2 separate regions of the Homo sapiens genome follow, and region 1 is linked to region 2. Evidence: read pairs that join two places in POLR2A ChIA-PET (ENCODE). Cell type or tissue: OCI-LY7. All regions are shown on one strand.

Region 1 (5,000 bases), 500 kb after region 2:
CTTGAGGCACAGGGGCATTTACTGGGTTACAAATGACTTCCCTGTTATTCAAGATAAACTGATGCCTTTAACTTGACTTTATTATCAATCTATTATTTATCAATAAGAAACCCTTCAAACAGTGTTTCAAAAATTGAAGCATACAGCAGATTACTTTCCAATTCCTTTAATTTCTGATCACATCATTTCTGATTTTGAGATCACTTTCCAAAAAGATGTTCTCTTCTCTACAATGAGATATGTTGTGTATAACACATTTTCTATTACGTTGCCATTTTCTTTTAATGGAACTCAACTTGACGTATCCATTTTTGGCTTGGAGCAAAATGAGATTCTTTGGCTGAGCTCTTGCATTAACAACCCCTGTTGTGCTGGTTCTTGTTCTTCAAAACCCTAAGTGATGTACTGAATGGATCTTCTTACATCCCATACATCTTTGCACATTTCTGACTGATTCTAAATATTCCCTCCCCAAATATAACCTTTATGCCTTTCTACTAAGCTCTTCTATTTCATTTCAATGCTGCACTCAGACATAGTTTATCATATTTTTATTCAAAGATGTGGTTCTTGTTTTAGGAGATACAAATACCTAAAAATAAATTTTGCAGAACTTTTAGATAAACTTTTAAGGGAACTGTTCAGTCTTGAACAAAGGTCTAACTACTTCTTGGCCTGTACTCCGTAAAGTCTCCATCTGAATGCATGATCTGTTGCTCTCAGTACTGTTGAGAAGGTGTTTCACTGGCTCTGAGCAGGATTGCATTTGTGCTCTTGTGCTCGCTCCCTCTGTTTGTACTTTTCCAAAGTCTCCTGACCACTCTTTCTCTGTCCTTGTCTCACACGCCTCCTCCCACTGATTGCCTGGCTCCTGATGAAAGTTTACAGTTGAATCTTTCTTCTTCTCCATTGCCCATTTTAATTCATACAGTCTTCTCACCAACTCTATCTTCCTTTTCATCCCTCCTCTAGTAGTCTATGCTGTATTTTCATTCACTTGCATGTTAACCATGCTTAAATGGGCTAAATTATCAGGCATCATTCATTCGCTAATTCAGTCAGCCAGCTGACAAACACAGCCTCACTACACAGCCAGCACCCTGTTATATAGGAATTCAGGTGAGAATGAGACAGAATCCATGTCCTCAAAAAACATCCACGGGATACAAAATCATATCACCAAGTTTCTGGATACAAAGCGTGAATCCATGCTTAAATCTGGATTCAAAAGGAACACTGTCTGCAGTGTTTTTTTTTTTTCACTGAGCTGGAATCTGCTTACTTAGAAGGACTGGTTTAAACAAAGTGTTAAGGATATTCCATGACATCTACAAGGGATTTTTGTATTATTAAGTACTTACTAGGAGCCTGGCATTATTCAGGCCTATTACACTAATTAATCTTCAAAGCGATCATGGAAGGAAAAACATTTTTATCCCTGTTTCATTAATGAGAAAATCAGAGCTCAGAAAATTTAAAACATGTCCAATATCACATAGCTAATAATTAAGTTGCAATGGCTATTTTAACTAAATCTTATGAATATTTTCAGACTCAAATTTAGCCCTTATCACCCATCTTCATCAATTATTAACATGTTGCCATTCTCCATTCTTCCTTCTTCCTTCTTCTTTCATCCATCACCCCCTGCCATTTCCTTTTTTTTTTTTTTTGGACAGAGAAGTATTTTAAGCAAATTCAATATGACATATTACTTTACCTGTGTATATTTCCATATGTAACTTTTATAGATGTGAACTCTAAAAAGACACAAGCACAATATTATTATCACAAACAACAAAATTACCAACTTTCCTGAATAATTGCTTAATAGCATCTAATACTCAACTCAGGATTTCGTTCTTCTGATTGTCTTTCTGGAGTTTTTAAATATTTTTCTTAACAATTAAGATCTAAAATGGAACCCAGTCTGTCTTCTTCGTGAGCACCCCCATCCTCTTGCTCATCATTAGGCAGGGCTGTCTAGCTTGGGCCCACAACACAGCCGCCCCACCTCAGACTGATTGTTCTGATTGATAACTGCTTTGTGTTGTGCTGGGGTGCAGCCCTGAGAGACAAGTGAAAGACCCTCTGGCCCTCTGCCATTACCACTGCCAAGGTCTCTGCCTCTGCTACCCTCACGTTTGGGAGGGACCATAAAGCCTGAGCTAGCTCCACGGCTATGGTGTGCAGCCCAGGAGTGCCAAGCCAAGATCTGCATCCAGCATTTGAGTGGAAGAGGAGCCCACACCTTCAGAGCACTGCAAGGGACCACAGCTGCAATCATGAGGAAATACAGAGGAGCCACTTGGCTAAGAGCCTACCAGTCATTGCACTTAAGCACCACCTACTGGATCACGGCCTGAACTTCAACACCAAAAATACTTTGCTGTATCCCCCCTCCATTTCTGTGAAAGGAACGATAAGAATTCAGCTACAAATAAAGACCCTGCACAAATACTTAGCCCTCTGAAAACATCCAGAAATGAAGACAACTCATTATACTCAAATCCCACTGTAGTTAAAGGAACATTAGCCCATACAGTTGAGAAAGGACCAGTGCAAGAACTCTGTCAACTCAAAAAGCCAGAGTGTCTTCTTTCCTCCAAATAACTGCACGAGTTCCCTAGTGATGGTCCTTAACCAGGCCGAAATGGCTGAAATAACAGACACAGAATTTAGAATATGAATGGGAACAAAGACCACTGAGATTCAGAAGAAAGTCAAAACCCAGTTTAAGGAATCTAAGGATTACAACAAAATAATACAGGAGTTGAAAGACAAAATGGCCATTTTAACAAAGAACCAAACTGATCTGACAGAGCTGGAAAACACACTACAAGAATTTCATAATACAATGGCAAGTATTAACAGAAGAATAGAAGAAGAGGCAAGAGGCATGTGAGACAAGGACAAGCTGTGGAAACAATCTCAGAACCTGAAGACTGATTCTCTGAACTATCTCCGTGAGGCAAAAATAAAGAAAAAAAAGAATTTTAAAAACAAACAAAACCTCTGAGAAATATGGGATTGTGTAAAGAGATGAACTCTGTAACTCATTGGCATCCCTGAAAGAGAAGGAGGGAAAACAAGCAACTTGAAAAACATATGTGAGGATATTGGCCATGAACATTTCCCAATCTCACTAGACAGGCCAATATTTAAATTCAGGAAATGCAGAGAACCCCTGTGAGATACCATACAAAACAACCATCTTTAAGATGCATAATCATCATCAGATTCTCTGAGGTTGACATGAAAGAGAAAATATTAAAAGCGACTAGGAAAAGAAGGGATAAGTCATCTACAAAGGGAACCCCCTTAGTATAACAGTGGACTTTTCAACAGAAACCTTATAAGCCAGAAGAGATTGGGGACCTATATTTAGCATTCTTAAAGAAAAGAAATTCCAACCAAGAATTTTATATCCAGCCAAATTCAGCTTCATATGTGAAGCAGAAATAAGATCCTTTTCAGACAAGCAAATGCTAAGGGAACTCATTGTCACCAGAATTGCCTTACAAGAGGTGCCTAAAGGAGGGCTAAGTATGGAAAAGAAAGACTTTTACCAGCCATCACAAAAACACACTTAAATAAATAGACCACTGACACTATAAAGCAACTACACAATCAATTCTACATAATAACCAGCTAACAATATGATAATAGAATTAAATCCACAAATATTTATGTTAACTTTGAATGAGAACAGGCTAAGCAGCCTGATCAAAAGGCACAGAGTGGCAACTTGGATAAAGAAGCAAGACTTAACTGTATGCTGTCTTCAAGTTACCCATCTCACATGCAAGAATACAAGCTCAAAGTAAAATGATGGAGAAAAATCTATGAAGCAAATGGAAACCAAAAATATCAGGGGTTGCTACTCTTTTTTTGTTTTTAAGACAGAGTCTCACTGTGTTGCCTGGGCTGGAGTGCAGAGGTTGCTATTCTAATTTCAGACAAAACAGACTTTTAACTGACAATGATCAAAAAAGACAAAGAAGGGCATTACACAATGGCTAAGGGTTTGATTCAATAAGACAATTTAACTGTCTTAAATATATATGCACCCAACACAGGGCATCCAGATTCATAAAACAAGTTCTTAGAGACCTACAAAGAGACTTAGATAATTATACAGTAACAGTTGGAGAATTTAATATCCCATTGACAGTATTAGACAGATCAACAAGTCAGAAAACTAACAGAAATATTCAGGACCTGAACTCAATACTTGACCAAACGGACCTAACAGGCATCCACAGAACTCTCCACACCAAAACAACAGAAAATACATTCTTCTCATCTGCACATGGCACATACTCAAATCGATCCCACAATTGACCATAAAACAATTCTCAGCAAATTAAAAAACTGAAATCACCAATCACACTCTTAGACCACAGCACAATAAAAATTGAAATGAATACCAAGAAGATTGCTCAAAACCATAGAATTACAGATAAACTAAACCACATGATTATGAATGACTTCTGGGTAAGCAATGAAATTAAGGCAGAAATCAAGACATTCTTTGAAACTATGAGAACAGAAGACACAATATACCAGAATCTCTGGGACACAGCTAAAACAGTAGTAAGAAGGAAGTACATAGCACTAAATCCCTACATGAAAATGTTAGAAAGATCTCAAATTAACAACCTAACATCATACTTTGAGGAACTGTAAGAACAACCCCAAAGCTAGCAGAAGACAGAAATAACCAAAATCAGAGCTGAACGGAATGAAATTCAGAAGTAAAAAACCATACAAAAGATCAATAAAAGAAGAAGTTCTTTATTTGAAAGGATAAATAAGTTGATATACTGCCAGCTGGACTAATGAAGTAAAAAAGAGAGATGGTCCAAATAAACACAATCAGAAATGACAAAGGGGACGTTACCACCAACTCCACAGAAATACAAAAAACCATCAGAGACTGTTATAAACACCTCTATGCATACAAACTAGAAAATCTAGTAGAAGTAGATAAATTCCAG
Region 2 (5,000 bases):
CCACTCTCACTTTGGCCTTCATGCTCTTTCTAAATAGGGTGACTACCTACAGAAAAGAAAGAAAAAAGGTTAAGTGAGATCTAGAGTCTTAACGCACAATGTCCTTCTAAGGAATGTGGTTTTGCCAAGAACCAGGAAAATCTCAGTTTGAATGAGAAAAGACAATCAATAGATGTCAACACAGAGATGATACAGAAATTAGATGGTAAAGCAGTCATCATTAAAATGCTGCAATAAGAAATTACAAACATGTTTGAAACAAACGAAAAATAAAGTCTTAGCAAGGCAACTGAAGGTATAAGGAAAAGCAAATGAAAAGTTTAGAACTAAAAAATACAATAACTGAAATAAAAAACTCATTGTGTGCACTCAATAGCAGGATGAATAAAAAGATGAAAGAATTGGTGAACTTGAAGACAGAACAAAAGAAATTACCTGATTTGAACAGTGGGGAAACAGATGGAAAAAAAAATGACAAGAGCCTCAGGGATCTGTGGGACAACAACAAAAGATCGAATATTTGTATTATTGGAGTTCCAGAAGGAGATAAGGAAGTATGGGCTGAAAAAGATTTGGAAAAATGACGATTGAAAACTTGCCAAATTTGGCAAAAGACACAAACCAAACTTGGCAAAAGACACAAACCAACAGAGGCTGATGAATCCCAGACAAGATAAGCCCGAAGAAATCCACACTGAAATCATCAGTCAAAAACTAAAGACAAAGAAAAATCTTGAAAGCATCTAGGGAGATAAGGCATTACCTTTAAAGAGATGATGGAGGGGCCGGGTGCGGTGGCTCACGCCTGTAATCCCAACACTTTGGGAGGTGGTGGCAGGTGGAGATGATGGAGGATTTCTCATAAGTGAACACAGAGGCCAGAAGGAAGAGGAACATTTTTCAAGTAAAATGCTGACTTGCTCCAAAATGTCTTTTTCTGCTGCCTTAAACTCACGCCATTTTTTTTTTTTTTTTTTGAGACGGTGTTTTCACTCTTGTTGCGCAGGCTGGAGTGCAATGGCACAATCTCGGCTCACTGAAACCTCTGCCTCCTGGGTCCAAGCAATTCTCCTGCCTCAGCCTCCCAAGTAGCTGGGATTACAGGCATGTACCACTATACCTGGCTAATTTTTTTGTATTTAGTAGAGATGGGGTTTCACTATGTTGGTCAGGCTGTTCTCGAACTCCTGACCTCAAGTGATCCACCCACCTCGACCTCCCAAAGTGCTGGGATTACAGGCAACTCACACCATCCTTAATTCCTTTATTTAAGCATTACCTTCTCCATGAGCATTACTCATAAATTGCAGTCTCATCTTCTTAGTGGAAATGTTAACTTTTTTTCATTAAAGCTTTGTCTAGATAATTCTTAAAAATAATTATTGGGATTAAATATCTTAACTTTTCTAATTGGTTATTGCTAAGTTATGGAAAATCTATTATTCTGAAAATTTAGCTTGTATTCTAGCTACATTGCTGAATTCCTATGAATTTTAATAGTTTTAGAGCTTATTCTTTGTAATTTATAGATAAACAAAATATCACCCAACAATGCGTTCTTCTCTATGCCATTCTAAAATGTCCAATTCTTATTTCCATTTCATGTATTTATAGTATTGGCTAAAAAAATCTAGAAAAAGGGTAATAATAACTGTTGTAGGAAGTAGTCTTGTTTTTAATTTTAACTAGCTGTGTTTAATTTTAACTAGTAGTGTTTTCTAAAGTGTGTTTCATGTGGTTCTAAGGTTTCTGAATGTTTTGGTAATGTTTGGCTAAACAGAATACATATATTATATATATATTTATATATACACTGCACAGCTTCTGAGTCTTAGATAGGACAGTGCTCACTGTGCATTTTCAGGAGGTAAGGGCAGCAGGCAAGGGCCCCTTCCTCTTTTTCGCTTTATTTGTAGAGTCTTTCATGCATCAGTTGTTAGATAGTTGGCCCTCCAAATCTCATGTTGAAATTTGATCTCCAACATGAAAGGTGGAGCCTATTGCCAGGTGTTTGGTTCATGGAGGTGGATCCTTCATAAAGGGCTTGGTGCTGTCCTTGTGGTGACGAGTAAGTTCCAGCTCTCTTGGTTCCCATGAGAACTGGTTGTTGAAAAGAACCTGGGATTTCCTCCCCATCTCTCTCTTCCTTCTTCCCTTGCTATGTGATGCCTGCTCCCCTTCCCCTTCTGCCACGAGTGGAAGCAGCCTGAGGTGTTCACTAGAAGCAGATACAGGCATCGTGCTTCTGATACAGTCTGCAGAACCATGAGCCAGTTAAACCTCTTTTCTTTATAAACTACCCAGCCTCAGGTATCCCTTTCTAGCAATGCAAATGGACTAAGACAGTTGTCTAGGGGCACACTTGGGAAAATGCTGCTTTAGAATTTCCCTGGGATGTATGCTGTGAGGAGTTGGGTTGAAATGATGTTCTCTGTAATCAAAGAAGTATCTTCCTAGTTCTGAAATATTCACTTCAGTTATCTTTGGCTCATGGAATTGGACTGGGAAAGTCAAGTGATTAAAATGAAGTTTTTTTTTTATTCTCATATTATCAAACGGTTTTAAATAAACTGGTATTAGCTTTAAAATTAAACAAGAACCCATGAAATGCAAATACTTCTGGAGAGAGAACATCTTCAGTGTGGATTTGATCAGAATTGTTCTCTGTGAGGAAGGAAGGTGCCATCTGAGAGTTCCTGTGTGTGTGTGTGTAGGGAGCTGAAAGAGGAAGCCAGGACGGAGGTAGGGGTTTGAGGCACATCACTGAGTGGGTGACATCATTTTGATTGGCTGCCAGCCAGAGGCCGTTAGGGGCCTGGGCTTTTTTTCTGCCCGTTTCAATTGTAGCCAAATTCGCCATCAGCAAGTTGAGTGAAAATCTTTTAGGCCAGTTGTTCACACATTTGGTGGATGAAATCAAATATTCGAATCACTTTTTCTGGCATTCAACAAATTCAATTTTTATGTAAAATCATCTCCTAACTCTTCAGAAAGCTGTTTATTTTTCTACTAAGAAGGCACAAGTTCAATGCTCTTTTTCAAATGAATATAATTTCTTGAAAGCCAAAAATTATAGCTTGTAATGATGTTTTTCTTTTCTTGTGATGAAATACCTCTGATCTTGGTCTATTTAATGGCAGCATTTGAATTTTCTTTCTCTCTCTTTCCTTCCTCCCCCCTTCCTCTCGCCTCCCTTTCTTTCTTCCCTCTTTCTCTTTCTTCTTTCCTTCCTTTCTTCCTGGGAGAGGGACATTAGGAGGGGAAACTGTCTCTTCTGAATGGTCTTTTCAAAATGCCTTTATTAAAGTCACCTATTAGTAGGATCTAGGAGATCCAACAAAGAAAAGAAATAACAACAACAGCAGCCACTCCTCCTCCTGCTAATGTCTGTTTACTAAGCACTTTGCATATGAGAGGGACTATTCTAAGTGCTTTGCATGTATCATCTTATTTGAGCCTCACAACATTCCTGTGAGCAGGAATTATCCGTAGATCTGAGGAAACAGAGAGGTTAAGTAATTCACTCAAGATCACACAGTTAGTAAATTACAGAGCCAGAACTTGAATCCATGCATCTTCCACTATCTACTCCAACCAGCTACATTTATTGTACAAATTAGAAATTATGAGTGACTTCAAATTAAGGCATTTCCCTTGAGAGAAGAAAAAAATATGAATCTGTTGATACTCTGGTGGAAAGAGAGAGAAAGCAGGGGAAAGGGGAAGAAATTTCAGAAGAAATGAATCAACAGATGATGTGATGTCAGAACACGGGGGGATTTCACTCCCTTCATTTTACTAGTAAGGAAACTGGGGCCCAGAGAGGGGAGGGGCCAAGTCTTGGTTGCAGCAGGTGTTGGTTCAGAGCCTGGTGTGGAGTCCAGCACTGGTGGTTTCCAACCCAGTCCTCCTCTCCTTCCATCTTACCAGGCTGCCTTCCAAATGATATATGTTTTAAGGCTCCAATTTAGTTGTTTTTAGAATGTCAAAGCCATTAGAAATTCCACGTGATGGAATGAAATTAACGAGAGCCTATTTTCCTTTTCAAAAAGTGGGAGAAGCTCCCAGACTTGTTACTGAAGCTTGAGGACACAACTTGTAGTTCTATTTACATTTACAGCTCGACTTCCGTTTCACATCTCAGAAACTGGGCCCTGATCAAAGCTGAGGCATCCCGTTTCTTTTGTCACTCAAAGATCATATGCAGTATTTTGTGTTATCTTATTGGTTGAGGTCAAAGCCAATTAACTTGGTAAATACTGGGAACTTCCTCACTAAGGAATCCAGACAGACGCTGCTAGGTCTGTTGTAGAACCAGACAAGATTTCCCCCTTCTGGGATTCCCCCCGCCCCCAATTTTTCCGATTTTATGGTTTCTATGGCATCCTGGGCTTCTGCCTGGCATGGGGTTCAGTTTCAGCCACACCACTTAGTGTGTGTGTGTGACTTTTATTAATCACAACAGCTAACACGGTTAATAGCATTTATTTTGTGCCAGATGGTTTTCTCTAGCACTCTCTGTATGTTAACTCATTTATACTTTTAACAACCTTCTCAGGCTGAATAATAGCTCCCCAACGAGGTTCACATCCTAATCCCTGGAACCTGTGAGTATGTTAGCTTAGTTGGCAGAAGGGACTTTGCAGATGTAATCAAATTAAGGATTATTTTGTTTTTTAGAGACAGGAGTCTCACTATATTGTCCAGGCTGGTCTTGAACTCCTGGACTCAAGTGATCCTCCCTCCTCGGCCTTCCAACATGCTGGGATTACAGGCATGAGTCACAACAACCGGCTGAATTAGGAATCTTGAGATGGGAAGATTGTTTTGGATTTGAGTGGGCTCGATGTAATCATGAGGGTCCTTTATGAGAGGGAGGGAGGAGGTCAGGGAGAAGAGAAGATGCTGGCATTGAAGATGGAGGAAGGGGCTGGGAGCAGCTTCAAAAAGCAGAAGCAAATCTTCCCTTGGGGCATCTGGAAGGAACCAGCCCTGTGGAT

What was found. Peaks named below come from ENCODE experiments on the same cell type or tissue, not always from the same donor. Only the 100,000 strongest peaks of a DNase experiment are listed, where the experiment ranks them.
Region 1: POLR2A ChIA-PET joins it to region 2 with 6 read pairs; 1 of 35 experiments calls an interaction of 5 or more read pairs at or near these places.

The regions. Positions count from the first base shown.
Region 1 is chr2:122,298,612-122,303,611 of GRCh38, forward strand. All of the region lies in intron 3 of LOC105373592 (a long non-coding RNA gene), which reads left to right. Among named protein-coding and RNA genes, the nearest start is that of LINC01823, 510 kb to the left of the region's middle. In OCI-LY7, a CTCF peak has its summit at 2,350 (motif pointing left); a DNase peak (open chromatin) is centred at 2,330.
Region 2 is chr2:121,801,743-121,806,742 of GRCh38, forward strand. All of the region lies in intron 4 of LINC01823 (long intergenic non-protein coding RNA 1823), which reads left to right. Among named protein-coding and RNA genes, the nearest start is that of LINC01823, 14 kb to the left of the region's middle. RefSeq lists an enhancer at 2,615-2,694. In OCI-LY7, no CTCF peak of the experiment used is centred here; DNase peaks (open chromatin) are centred at 1,949, 2,299, 2,749 and 3,839; H3K4me3 peaks cover 2,241 bases; H3K27ac peaks cover 2,574 bases.